Linked DNA regions of Homo sapiens: all the other regions are linked to region 3. The links are chromatin contacts, found by Hi-C or POLR2A ChIA-PET in ENCODE. All regions are on one chromosome and are shown on one strand. Each heading gives the region's core, a stretch centred on a gene start or an enhancer-like site at or near the end of the contact. The rest is flanking DNA. Distances are from core to core; before and after follow the strand shown.

Region 1 (3,406 bases), core at 698-3,197, 7.1 Mb before region 3:
TCAGTTACAACCTACTCCTTCAGGTTTGGGGCTCAGATCAAAAGGAACACCCTTAGACTCCAAGGAGTCCTCCCTTCATTGTAAAAGATGACATTGGGACATTCTGCTCTGCTTATACCACCTGGGTGTGGTCCTTCCCAAGGCTGGCAGTAAGCATGGAGTCCAGGAGGGCTCTTTTATCCAACACTCTACCCTTGAGCGCCATGAGCATTATTCCTGAAATCATCTCAGGCTCTGACACTTAGTAGTGATTTCCTCCTTTGGGTTTCACCCTGGAGCAGATGTGTACAGTCAGGAAAATGTCACTCAACCTGTCTCTCCCCATCTGACAGGTCAGCAGGAAGCACCTGTCCTACTGGGTGTGTTTTCTTTGCAAGGGCCTTCCTCCTATAAGAGAAGGTATCTTCTCTCTCTCTCTTTTTTTTTTTTTTTTTTTAATTGAGGCAGAGTCTCACACTGTCACCCAGGCTGGAGTGCAATGGCCCGATCTCAGCTCACTGCAACCGCTGTCTCCCAGGTTCATGCGATTCTCCTGCCTCAGCCTCCCGAGTAGCTGGGATTACAGGCGCACGCCACCACATTTGGCTATTTTTGTATTTTTAGTAGAGAGGGGGTTGGTTTCCGTATATTGGCCTGCCTGGTCTTGAACTCCTGACCTCGTGATCTGCCCGCCTCGGCCTCACAAAATGTTGGGATTACAGGTGTGAGCCACCGCGCCCAGCCAGTGTCTTCTCTTAATTAAATCTTAAACCCTACATTTCCTAGTGTTCATTGCAGTAGAATCTGGGCAATGTATTTTACCAAGGACTCTTGTTTTTGAGCTTCTTAAATGGCCGGGGAGGTAATTAAATGCCATGGGTCTAATGACACACACACTTTCCATTCCAGCGGCTCCAAGTTCCTTCTCTGATAAATAGTTTAGCAATTATCTCTTTGGCCACCACCTGCCTCCCCCGGGAATGGTCTGCCAGGGTGATCTGTACTCCCCTGCCATTTTCCAGAGTCTCTGTAAATTAGGAAGAATTCCTGACGTCTCGGGTAACGTAGCTCTTTATGGGAGTGGAACGTGGCTATCTTTCCTCACTTTAAAATAGAAATTCTGGAGACTAAGCACCATCAAGGTGGCCATGATTTACCAAAATGCCAGCTTTTCAAAGTTCTTAAGTGTACAACCTTCCAGACTGTAGACCGAACAAGGGTAAAGGAGACAAAATGTATTGTCATGATTTTGCACGGCTAGTCTCTGGCAGAGTCAAGACCTCACATTCACTCGAGGGCTCAAATTTAGATATTGACATCTCCAAGTGAAACTAGAGTCCTAAGTGTGTGAGTCAGGTCACTTACCAACTGTAAATGAACATTTAAAATATGCCACAATGCACTCGTGGCACTGCTTACTTTTTATCTGTTTTACATATCAGGAATCAAAAAGAAAAATAGTCTGATCCTGACCCAACCTCTAGGAGGCCCAGGTTCAGGGTCCCGCCACCAGCAGGAGGAGGGGTGAAAGGTGACTAGAAGAGCGGCGTTAGAACTGCAGGAATTTCAAGGTCGCCTCCTAGGCCTCAGCGGTGGAGGCTAGCACGAAGGCGGGGCTGCAGCGCTGCCTGAACCAAAAGTACGCTGCGCTGAGGCGGGGCACGGAACGGGCTGGACTTCGGCTGGATGGGGCCTAGCGGATGGTTGGGCCGCGGCGGGATGGGGCGGGGCTTCGGGCGGGATGGGGCGGGGCTTCGGGCAGGATGGGGCGTGGCCGCGGCGGGATGGGTGGGGTCTGGGTGGGATGAGGCGGGACTTCGGGAGAGATGGGGCGGAGCCGTGGCGAGGCGCTGCAGCAGAAAGGAAATGCGCTGGCGGGGAGACCGGGGTTGGTCCCTGGCGGGGCAGGGGGCGGGCTCAGGCCGGAACTCCAGAGACGACCTCAGCCAACTGCTCCTGCGCCGGGCGGGGTCGTCGCCGCCAGCGGCTCCGAGCGCCGGAAGGGCCAGGTCTCAGGGCTCCTGGAGCTGCAGGCGGCGGGAGGGGCTACAAGTGGGTCCATTTTTTAGTATCTTTTTTCCTCCTTTTCTTGGCTCATCCCCAAAAGCGGAAAGTTTAGGGCAGAGCGACAGTCAGACCCATCCACTATGCCCCAACACGTGCAGGGCTGCGAGGGCGCCCGTTCCTCCCGGGACCCCAAGCGGTTTCTGCTACGCCTGTACAGACGTATCTTCCCAGAGTGAAAGTTGATGTTTAGCCGTTCCGAAGTTGGTGCTTTGTGGGAAGGAGAACAGCGGGAGAGCCGTAAGGAACGCAGGCGTCCTGACGTGAGGAACGCCTCTTAACACGCCCCGTGGCATGGAGTTTGACAGGGCCCTGGATCCCTGCGTTCACCCCTCCTGGAGTCCTGGACGCCCACCTGGGAGCAGCGTCAGGGCCGTGCCACTTTGACCCACGTTAAACGCATTGCATCCTCATTTCTGTGTCCCATCTAGATGCTTGACTCAGTGATGCAGAACCTTTCAGAGTTAGCTGGAAGCCACAGCCCTGCCTCTTGATGCAGCCTGGATCCAGCCGGTGTGAAGAGGAGACCCCTTCCCTCTTGTGGGGTTTGGATCCTGTGTTTCTAGCCTTTGCAAAACTCTACATCAGGGATATCCTGGACATGAAGGAGTCCCGCCAGGTGCCAGGTATGTGGCTAGCCACCCTGGGATGCCCTGGGCTGCATCTGCCACCCTTTCCCAAAGTCTCAGAAAGCTGGGATTAGAGGCTTTTAGGAGAGCCTTCCCTGCTGCAGGCTTTGAAAGGGACCTAGCCTGGACCTTCGCATGAGTTCATTTATTTGCAAGGTAAAAAAAACAGTCTAAATCTTTTTTTTTTTTTTTTTTTTTTTAGTAGGTGTTTGGGGGAGTAACTTTTGTACTGGGGTTTTTACCTCCATTTAGGGTCTTTCATGCTTAAAAATGCTCATTTGTTTTTCTTTGGCCCTGCTCCTGTTGGAGAGATCGCTGGGCCAGATATTCCTAGGCCTGGCTCCTTTCCTAAATGTGCCACTTACCTGGTCCGGGCATGTGACTCACCTTCTGCAAAGTCTGGGTTTCTTTGTAAAAATGGAGCTTAACCCTGTGTAATGGAATCTTTTGATTCCTGATATGTAAAGGGGGTTTGTTTTCTTTTGAATTAAGCAGAATCAAAATATTATAAACTCCCTGAGAGGAAGAACATCATCTGTCTTGTTCACCTTTGTAATCCCAGGGCTTAGAACAGTGCCTGGCATATAGTGGGCCCTCAAATAGAAATAGCAGTTGAAGCAACAAGGCATTATACATGTAAAGTTTAAATTTTCTTTTTTTTTTTTTGTATTAGAATAGTGGCTACTAGAGATAGGCTTATCTTACCTAAAAATATAACAAGTATAGTTTGGGGT
Region 2 (2,985 bases), core at 423-2,922, 7.1 Mb before region 3:
CTGCCTACCTCACAAGATTTTTGTGGGGGCCAAATTATTTGAAAGTACTTAAAAACTTCAAAGTCCTGTATAAACATAAGTTATTTTCTTACGTTTTCACTTCTAGGCAACCCTGTGGGTCCTTCCCCTAAACGCTGTCTCATAAAAAATTCGCCCTTCAGGATGAAAATACTCCAATGACATCATTCATATGTTCCTTAGGAGATATTAAATAGTTAACATTAATGCCTTCAGGTTGAAACGCCAAGCCTCTTTCTATTGAAATAAATACATGCGTGTGTGTTTTTAACTGCTTAAGCGCTGATACTGACTTCTAGTCAATGCTTACCATAAATATATTTAAAACTAGTACCACATGAAGGTTTTTTGGAAATTTTGTCAGAAATTCCATTCTATTTTATAGTATGCTGTCAAGCAACTAACTCAAGAAGAGACTGCAAGTAGCAATCACTTTGATCCCAACTAGTTCTGTATTAGCTCTAGATACAACCAAATATATATACTGGACCCTAAAAACAGAACTGTTGGAGTACAAGCATGCACGCGAATGCAGTCAGTAGACAAATCCACTGCAAAGTGCAATGAGTTTCTCATTCTAAAATACTTGAAGGGCACAACCAGACCCCTCCTATAAATTAAAGAACACTCTCATTTCCTTTGAAGTTTGAAAGAGTAGACTTTATAACCCTGTCTCCTTTTCCAATCGCTCTTTAAACTCCATCCAGGCCCCATTTTGTTCCACCGTAAACCCGACTTCTTAGCTACTCCTTGGATGATCAGCCAAGTAAAGTTGCATCGAACCGTAACAGTCAAAAGAAGGACAGGATAAGGACCAGGGGAGCAGAAGTCCTCCCGCCACTCCAGGCCAGTGGCTGTTTTACCTTCGCAGTACAACTTCCCGTTTTCCCCCTCTTACCTTGTACACTTTCCCAAAGGCTCCGTCGCCCAGTTCTCCTATAATCTCCCAAAAGTCTTCGGGGTTCAGGTCCCTCTTCACGTGTTCGTACTGCTTCTTCTTCTTCTCGCTCCCCAACTTGAAGATCTTACGGAAATTGAAGAAGGACATTTTTCCTCCCAACACAGAGTTCCTTGCACTTAAGGACTAAAAACAATAAAAGGCAAAGTTTCTCTTCCCTGCTCTCCCGCGCGAGCCCGGCTGGCGGCGGCGGGCGCGGCGTCCCTCGGCCCCCGCAGCTCCGGCCGGGCGGTCCCGGGAGAAGGCGGGGCGGCGACCCGGGCTCCGGCCCGCGGTGGGGGTGCTGCGCGAGCGGCCCCTCCGCCGAGCCCGGCCCGCGAGCCGCGCGGTGGGCGCCTCGCCTCCGGCCCACCCTCCGGGAGCGGCACCTGCCCGCAAGCTCGCTCCCACCCGGCCTGATCCGACGGGTCCGAGCGGTCAGGACTCCCGCGGCGGCGGCTTAGGCCCGTGTCACGGCGAGTCTCCAGGGGCGGCGGCCACTCTGGGAGAGAGAAGCGGCCGGCGGCCTCGGAGGCGGGCAGTCGAGAAGCCGAGCCCTCCCGCCTCGGGCCGCGAGCCTAGGGTCTCCTCCGCCGCCGTCCGCTCCCGCGGCGCAAGGCCCGCGCGTCCCCTCGGGTCTGGGGCGCCGCCGCCGCCGCCTGTCTCCCTCCCCAGCCCACACAGCCTCGGCCTGGAGCGCGCGCCGACGCCGACTCCGTAGCGCGCCCGCGCGCTTTCCCGGCTGCGCGCCCGCCCGGTCACGCGCCCTGCTCACCGCGCGCTCGCGTGGGGGCGTCCCCTCTGGCCCCGCGCACGCGCGCTACGTCCCTCAGACTGGCTGCCCCCGAGGGTTCGCGTGAGCGGAGCACGGGGCTCGGGGTGCGGGGGGCTGGTGTGATGGACGCATTTGTTCTTCGGTCCCTGACGATTGTTTCTCATTTGCCCTCCAAGCCCCAAATCCTGTCAGTCCACGGCCTTGATGGAGCGGCCCCCGTGGGACGACCCTGTTGATTGTGCTAGCGGATGTTGTCTCCATTCTGGATCTGGGAAAAACTGTGGAGTGAAAGCCGGACCTGTTAGGGTTGGGACCTGAAAGCGGACTTTTTCGCTCTCAGACGGGCCCCAGGTACAGTGAGAGGGGAGTTTGTGTGGTGGTTGTGAGCTTGAGCTTTGGAGAGAGAGATCTGTGACCTTGGGCAGGTGACCTCTCCGAGCCTCGGTTTCCTCGCCGTAAAATGAAGATCCTAATAGTCCCTACCAGAAGGTTGTGAATGAGACAATAGATGGAAGCCCTTTGCGCGGCCCCTGCACCCGTAAACGCTCAATCTTAGTTCTTACTCTTGTTGTTTTAAGTGTGCAGGCAAGATAGACACAGATACATAAAAACTGTTTAAGACCACTTCTCTTTTTTTTCTTTCTTTCTTTTTTTTTTTTTTTTTTTTTTTTTGAGACGGAGTCTCGATCTGTCGCCCAGGCTGGAGTGCAGTGGCGCGAACTAGGCTCACCGCAAGCTCCGCCTCCCGGCTTCACGCTATTCTCCTGCCTCAGCCTCCCGAGTAGCTGGGACTACAGGCGCCCGCCACCACGCCCCGCTAATTTTTTTGTATTTTTAGTAGAGACGGGGTTTCACCGTGTTAGCCAGGATGGTCTCGATCTCCTGACCTCGTGATCCGCCCGCCTCGGCCTCCCAAAGTACTGGCGTGAGCCACCGCGCCGGGCCCCCACTTCTCAACTGATGACTGCGACACTCCCTTGAGGGTAAAACTAACTTCTGGCCACCTCCACAACTGTAAACCTGGTGTCACTCTTGGTGACTCCACCTCAGCTAAGGCCCCCACTTCCTGATCTGCCTCCAGCCCCCTTGGGCAGCACTCCCTGGTGGGGCAGTGTGGACGTTGGCTGGAATCCGTCAGGTGGTGACCTACCTTCCCCTCCTCCACCAGACGGGAGCTCTTTCAGGCCAGTGGTTTGTTGTTCATCAAGATATCCAAGTACCCGGCAACATTCCTGGCATATAATAGGAAGGCAGA
Region 3 (2,991 bases), core at 464-2,963:
GACCCTCCTGTCAAGCCAGAAGGCTCAAACACAAAGACACTGAGCTAACCAAGTGCTGTAATTCTTCCAAACTGAGCCTCTCCACACCCCCTCCACCCTTCCCCCCAACAGATATGTCTATTAAATCAGTGTCTGTTCTCCCCCTCGCACAACAAAGAGAACTTCTCACCGCATGAAATTGCCGCTGAATGGACACCAGAAAGCAGGATTTGCATAATTCCTTCCAACGAAACCCTGTCGGGAAGGAGGGAATGAGGGGCCCAAGCGAACGGATAGACTCTCCTAGATTCTGCCGGGAAAGACCTGGTTCCCAAGAATATTCCCCTGGGGGAGAAGGGGCTGGAATTCTGGGCCTCCCCGAGGACTGGGCGTGGGGGACAGCGGACGACGAGAGGGCATCTCCCCACACACCAGCAGCACCGAAGCAAAGACGGGGAAGTAACAATGCTGGAGGACAGGAGAGTCAGACACAAGGATGGACTGGGGCTAGGGGGCGGCGGGCGGAGCGGAGACACCACACGGGCCACTTACTTTTTGGAGGGGGGTTAAATATATGAGTTAAGCCCTTATGGTCCCGCCGGCCGCCGCACAGAGGGAAACGGGACCTTGGGAGAGAAAAACAGACAAAACACACAGTGTGAGAGGCGCAGCTCGGCCGCCCGGCCCCTCCCGGGGCGCCCCCGTCCGCGCTCCCTCCGGCCCGCAGGGAAAAAGCCACCCGAGGGCGGCCCAAGGTCCGGGAGGCGGGGGGCGGACGGGGCATTCGGGCGAGGCTGCGGCTCCGGCCAATCCCCGGGAGGGGACGAGAGCGACCCCCGCCGGGGCTCCTCGGTCGGACCCGGTCCCACCCCCTCCTCCCGCAGCACGACACCGAACACAAATACGCACACACCGACCCGTGCGTCGAGGATTAACTCCCCGGCCACCGCCGCCCGCTGAGGAAGTGCAGCCGCTGCCCCCCGCGGCCATGACACCCCACTTGGCTCGGTCAGGCGCACCCGGGGACTGTGACAGCTCCAGCTCCCTCCGCCCCCATCTCCACCTCACGCTTCGCACACGCCCGAGCGCCGGGCGCCCGCCTGCAGCCCGCCGCGCGTGCACGCAGACCCGGGGGCGCGCCCCGCGCGTGGGGGAGGGGTGGCGCAGGAGGAGGACGGCGGCGGCCACAGCGCGGGTGGGGGCCGAGCACGCCCGCGCCCCTCGCGCCTCCCCCAGTACAGCGGCAGCGCCGCGAGGCGAGTCGCCACAATAAGCCGGCGGCGGCGCCGGGGCGCCGGGCCTGGAGCGGGAGCAGGGGCGGGAGCGGGGAGGGAGGGGAGCGAGCAGGCGGGGATGGAGAGCGGGAGGGGGAGGAACCCGCGCTCCCGCCGAGAGCCAGCCCCGGGGAGGCGCGCGGAGGGGAGGGGCCGGCGCGCGCTCGGCCGAGCAGGGGAGCCCGCCTGGAGGTCGCGCGCGCTCACACTCCGGGGGGTGGGGGAAGGGGGGACGCTCGAGCCAAAGAGGGCGGGCGGGCCGGAGCAGCAATTGCCACTTCCCCAGCTTCCTCCCTGGTCTGGGGCGACCGGCGGCGGGGCGGCCGGAGGGGCGGCGGCGGTCGGCGGAGGGTCTCACCTACACAGTGAATGAGCTTGTGGCGCCACGAATCCAGTTCTTGCCGAAAGCCGCGTCTCTCAACGGAGCATTGCTGCCGCCTACACACCCTCGCCATCTTCTGCCGCCCGCCCGGCCCAGCCTCCGCCGCGGCCCCGCGCACGCCCAGCCGCGTCGCCCGGGGCCGCGCACGCACCCGCGGCCCGGGCGTCGCGCCTCCTGCCGGGGGCGGTGCGGGGGCAGGGCCGGCCTCACCTCACCGTGGCCCCGGCGTGGCCCGGGGGCGGCCTGGGCCCGCTCACCCGCCCCGCGCGCCGCCCGCCGGGCTGCGATCCCGCCGTCCTTCTACGCGGCTGCCGCCGCCTCTGGCCGCCCGGGACGGCGCCTTCCCACAGCCGGAAGTCAGTCCCGCTGGCCCCGCGCCGCCTTCGCACTGTCCCCCAAGGCCACGGCTGCCCCCGCCCTCCCCGGGGCTTTTTGTTTTTTACGCCAGCCCCATTTATCACTTCCAACCTGCCTATCGCCCGGCACCAACTGTTGCAAGTTCCGTAATAACTGCTGCTATGAACTTCTCCGTCGAAACTGCTCCTCCCCAGAGCCTGTTTAAGAAGCAGAAATAAGAATAAATTCCCGGATGCCGGTGGATGCACTGACCTCTAAGATTTTCAAAGGTGAAGTGGATACACGTTATTAAGTCATTGGGAGACATCGCCAACATTGGGAAACCTAGTAAAAAGTGGAAATCGAGCGTTTTAAATAAAAAAAAAAAAAGGTTTCTACTAGCAAGACTGATCGTAGGCGAACTTCTCAAGGAATTTTGGAATATTGTGCCAAAGTGAGAATATTTAATATTTCCAAAAGTAGACTTAACTAGGAATACTTAAAGCAGAGACTATTGGAAATGCTTTAATTTGGGATTTCAGGAAAGGGCTTGAAGAGAAATATTTTATATGAGCAAGCCTCTTGGAATAATTGAATCACCTTAATTTTGTCACTGTTACTTCGAAGAGAACGAGAAGAGAGAAGATGGGAAACGAAAGGAGAAAGGGAAAAGAAATGGGGTGGAAAGAAAAAAGCAGAAGAGATCGCCCTATACCAGTAGGCCTAGTACCCTAGGATTCTGGCCTCTTTCTCCCACCTTTGGTGTTTAAGATTAAGGACAGTGCATTCCTGCTTTTAGAAATTTAAATTTAAGTTTGAAGACTTAATTTTAATTACTGTAGTAGGTAAAGCAAAGTCGTTAAATACTTGACATCAGGATCCCATTGGAGTATTGATTTAGGTCTTTTCAAAGGTGGTGGTCCTGGTTCTCTGCACCAGCCACTGGCGGAATGGCGGAATGGTGTATCTACCAATGAACAGATGGACTGGGTGGGCCTCGGGTACGGGTGGCTTGAGATG
Region 4 (3,267 bases), core at 475-2,974, 7.3 Mb before region 3:
CTATATGTTTAAAACTTTCTTGAAATTCCAAACAGTTTTCCTCTGTGGAAGATGCTGGTTTCTCTGAAAAGGTCTGATCATTTTCTTCACTCTCTACTTTAAGACGTTTCACCACATTGTAAGAGGAATTAAATGAAAATCTTGTTTTCCTTAATCTTTCTCTAAGTGTTGCACTCATAGGCTATAAAGAGCACAAAACATTAAAAATGTGAATCAAGAAAAACATTCTTAATGTCAATAAATCACCAGAAATAAAGTCCTTCCATTTCTATGCTAGACACCACTAGATGGCTTTCTGTCTCCACATCTAAAGAAGGCATCACAAAATGACTTTAATTTCTGGAAGCTCCATTTGTTTTATTTCCTTTTTACTTCAGCAAGATCAACACCTTTCCAAAAGTGTTGAGAAGTTTATCCCAGTAATCAAGGAACATTTGTTCAGTAACAAGCACATGCCTGATAGTACTCCAGGTGCTTCAGAATTACAGAGTAAGGAAAAGACCTAGACTCTGCCACTAAAGACCTTCATAATAATATTGCACAGATGCAAACTTTCTCCATCTGGAGTATTGTAATAACCTAATCTGAAACTAACTGAAATGAATTCATTCAAGAGGAAAATATGGAAGGGGGCTGGTGGGTGTCATATATGTCACCTTAGAAGAAAAACAAAATTATTTAATAAAATGTCTACTTATTTATGCTACACATTATGTTAATTAACAACCTTCCGTAGAATTTAAACCACCACTGCCACAATACTTAGAAACACATAATGGATCCACTGGAAGAACAAAGATTTTCATACTTGTTTTCGGGAACTATTTGTATAGGGAGATGATGGATTCGCAGAGGCCTGAGGAGTGCTAGGTAAAACCACAGCTGAGTCTGACGGACTTTCCATCTTGAAAGTGAAATCTTGGTTTTTCTCTAAAAAAGAAAAATTATAAAATAATCGAATTAACCACACCTCTCTATAGTCGACTTTTATCAAATAATATATTGTATTGGTGTACAAAGCATCCACAAGTAAGCCAGATATTTCTTCTAATTTCACTTTGTAATTCATTCTTGCTCTTTTTGCAGTTTTCCATTTACCTTCCCACATAGGGACCACTAAGTTTTTCATGATACATCAACCAGCTAGTATCTCATAGTCACAAGACTCTCCTTGTTTTCGTTTCATCCACCAAAATATATTCAAATTCTGCCTTGGAAGTAGGGAAGAATAACAGCTTTAGATAATCAGGAATTCTTTATTATGACAGCTTCATAATTCAAGAAGCTATAGCCGAAACCTTGACTCAAAAACAATAGGACCTGAATGTCACCCATCCTGAACTCTACAAGCTGTGACTAGAACCCGTTACCCTGCCGGCCCGAGGCATAAGAAACACAGCGGAGACGCATTTAAGCCCGTCTGTAGCCTTTTAGTTTAAGCGGCCAACAGGGACTGAAAAGGAGAGTGGACTGAAATTGCTTCCTCCGACAAAGGCATTAACTTTTGAGGGGTAAACTAGGGGCGGGAGTCGTCCCCTCCTTCCCCCCGTTGCAGAAAGCCCACTAGTTCCCCGGAGACCCCAGGCATAAGGTGAGGTTGAGTTCCCCAGACCCGGAAAGGGAGCTCAACTCGACTCCACAGCCGACTCCCGGGGAAGCCCAGGTGTCAGGGATCCCCCCTTCCCCTCAGCAGGGTACCTCCCTCCGCCATTCCCAGCGAGAGCAAAAAAGCGCGCGCACCTGCGGCCGTAAATCGATCCTGTGGCAGGGGCGGGGCCGTGCGGTAGGCGGAAAAGATGCGCAATTGGCCAGATTGCCTGACGCGCGAGGCGCCGCTTCACTCAGCGACTCAGAGCGGTGGGACTGCGCGCGCGCCTCCGCCAGCGGGTGGTTGGGGCGGGGCTTGGCCCACACGATGGGAGGCCCAGACGCATGATTGGCAGAATTAACCGGTGCGCGCGGCTCTCCCCGCCCAGCGCCCGAGAGCAGCGTGAGTGCGCGCGCGCGCGGCCGCGATCCGCAGCAGGTCTTCGGGGCGGGCGAGGCTGAGCTTCGGAATGTTAAACCAATCCTGAGGGGGGCGCGCTTCCGTTCGCGGCTTCTGTTGCCTTATTTTCAACCGCCTTCCCTTCAGGCTTCCTTGTTTTTGTGCGTCTGTGAAGTGCGCCTGAAAGTGCCTCTCCCCACCCCCGCCAGCCCGCCGCCTCCATTCTCTGGCTCCAGTCAGTCTCCTCTCCCTGCTAGTCACAGTGAAGGCTTTACTCAGACGTGGGGCGGCCAGAAGCCGCACGGCTGGCTGCATGTTAGATTTACAGCTTGTGGACTCCCCAGAGGCAGAGACCACAAAAGAACAGCGTTGGTTGGGTTCCAGCCTATTCCAGCGTGGTGGTTCCAGAGACCACAAAAGAACAGCGTTGGGTTCCAGCGTTGGGGTCCACATTTCAAACATGTTAGAAATCTATCCGAGAGTCCCGGCACTTTAGCTGAGCTCATCGCTAGCTTTTTTGGCTGCCGCAAACTCGGCGGTCCCGTCGCGAGGTTTTTTGTTGTTGTTGTAAACAAAAAACCGTTTCTGTACCTCAGTATGCAGGCTCCTTAGCGTGACCTCAAATCTTTTACTCAAATCTGAGGGAAAATGTAGCCCAAGGAAATTTGTTGTGGCGCAACACAGGAAGCAGAACAATCACTACATGAGATTGTGTCGGTCCAAAATTCACGTTTGAGACCGACAGGGCCCTTGCTGGCTACCGGGCAGCAGCATCCTCAGTCGAGAAAATCCCCCCCCCGCGCCCCGCTTCCAGTATGGCGAGGTTCTGTTGCTACGCGACGACAAAGTTAGCTACATTGGGTGGAGCACTGGGTTTAGTGAAAGAGTTGAGTAACTTCTGAGTCACGTGGAAGTTGGGAATTTCCAGGGGCCAGTGTTTTCAGTCCTCTTATTGAATGGCCATTTTAAACATTGATATCGTCTCTTTACTATTAATAACATCTGACAGTAGTGGCTTAGAAGTGGCCAAAAGGGAGTTACCTGAGTCTTAAGCAGTCAGGTATAATAATTACAGAACCTGAGGACTACCTAAGGGAATGATTAGGGGCGTACACGTTACAGTCAAATTGTCTAGGTTCAAATCCTGGCACCATACTTTATGTGCTTCTTAATGAGGTGATTCTGTGCCTCAGTTTCTTCACCTCTTAATATGGGATTGGAGAATTAAATGAGAACTGGTGAGAGGCAGCTGGAACAGAGCTAGGTATCTAGGAAGCACT

What was found. Hi-C counts contacts between places; a loop is a spot of excess contacts on that map. ChIA-PET counts read pairs that join two places held with the same protein, here RNA polymerase II (POLR2A). Pooled maps may share reads with other maps.
Region 1: a map of ascending aorta shows a loop between it and region 3 (11-fold over the local background). The contact joins the promoter of STN1 here to the promoter of LCOR in region 3. A Hi-C loop is called at or near these places in 1 of 168 maps with a recorded cell type or tissue (ascending aorta) and 2 of 50 pooled maps. POLR2A ChIA-PET finds 5 or more read pairs at or near these places in 1 of 52 experiments (activated CD4-positive, alpha-beta T cell).
Region 2: a map of CD8-positive, alpha-beta T cell shows a loop between it and region 3 (12-fold over the local background). The contact joins the promoter of SLK here to the promoter of LCOR in region 3. A Hi-C loop is called at or near these places in 1 of 168 maps with a recorded cell type or tissue (CD8-positive, alpha-beta T cell) and 6 of 50 pooled maps. POLR2A ChIA-PET finds 5 or more read pairs at or near these places in 1 of 52 experiments (GM12878).
Region 4: a pooled map shows a loop between it and region 3 (24-fold over the local background). The contact joins the promoter of SFR1 here to the promoter of LCOR in region 3. A Hi-C loop is called at or near these places in 5 of 50 pooled maps. POLR2A ChIA-PET finds 5 or more read pairs at or near these places in 2 of 52 experiments (CD4-positive, alpha-beta T cell and activated T-cell).

What each region holds. Positions count from the first base shown.
Region 1 is chr10:103,916,725-103,920,130 of GRCh38, reverse strand. It overlaps STN1 (STN1 subunit of CST complex), which reads left to right and starts at 1,947. Exons shown (of 10, transcript NM_024928.5): 1 at 1,947-2,031; 2 at 2,475-2,669. The coding sequence starts at 2,537. RefSeq lists a silencer at 1,636-1,985 and enhancers at 1,726-2,020, 1,651-2,296, 2,156-2,485.
Region 2 is chr10:103,965,827-103,968,811 of GRCh38, reverse strand. SLK (STE20 like kinase) reads right to left here and starts at 1,672. Exons shown (of 19, transcript NM_014720.4): 1 at 917-1,672. The coding sequence starts at 1,066. It overlaps LOC102724351 (a long non-coding RNA gene), which reads left to right and starts at 1,767. Exons shown (of 5, transcript XR_007062282.1): 1 at 1,767-2,985. RefSeq lists silencers at 1,151-1,250, 1,261-1,310, 1,351-1,810.
Region 3 is chr10:96,831,020-96,834,010 of GRCh38, reverse strand. LCOR (ligand dependent nuclear receptor corepressor) reads right to left here and starts at 1,713. Exons shown (of 8, transcript NM_001346516.2): 1 at 1,612-1,713; 2 at 532-605. It overlaps LOC102723665 (a long non-coding RNA gene), which reads left to right and starts at 1,553. Exons shown (of 1, transcript NR_135921.1): 1 at 1,553-2,991. RefSeq lists enhancers at 1-473, 474-1,189, 1,190-1,904 and silencers at 651-890, 931-990, 1,031-1,750, 1,761-1,810, 1,831-2,130.
Region 4 is chr10:104,120,628-104,123,894 of GRCh38, reverse strand. It overlaps SFR1 (SWI5 dependent homologous recombination repair protein 1), which reads right to left and starts at 1,724. Exons shown (of 4, transcript NM_001002759.2): 1 at 1,699-1,724; 2 at 809-930; 3 at 1-181. The coding sequence starts at 1,711. RefSeq lists a silencer at 1,729-1,958 and enhancers at 2,199-2,248, 1,643-2,306, 2,879-2,978, 2,462-3,267.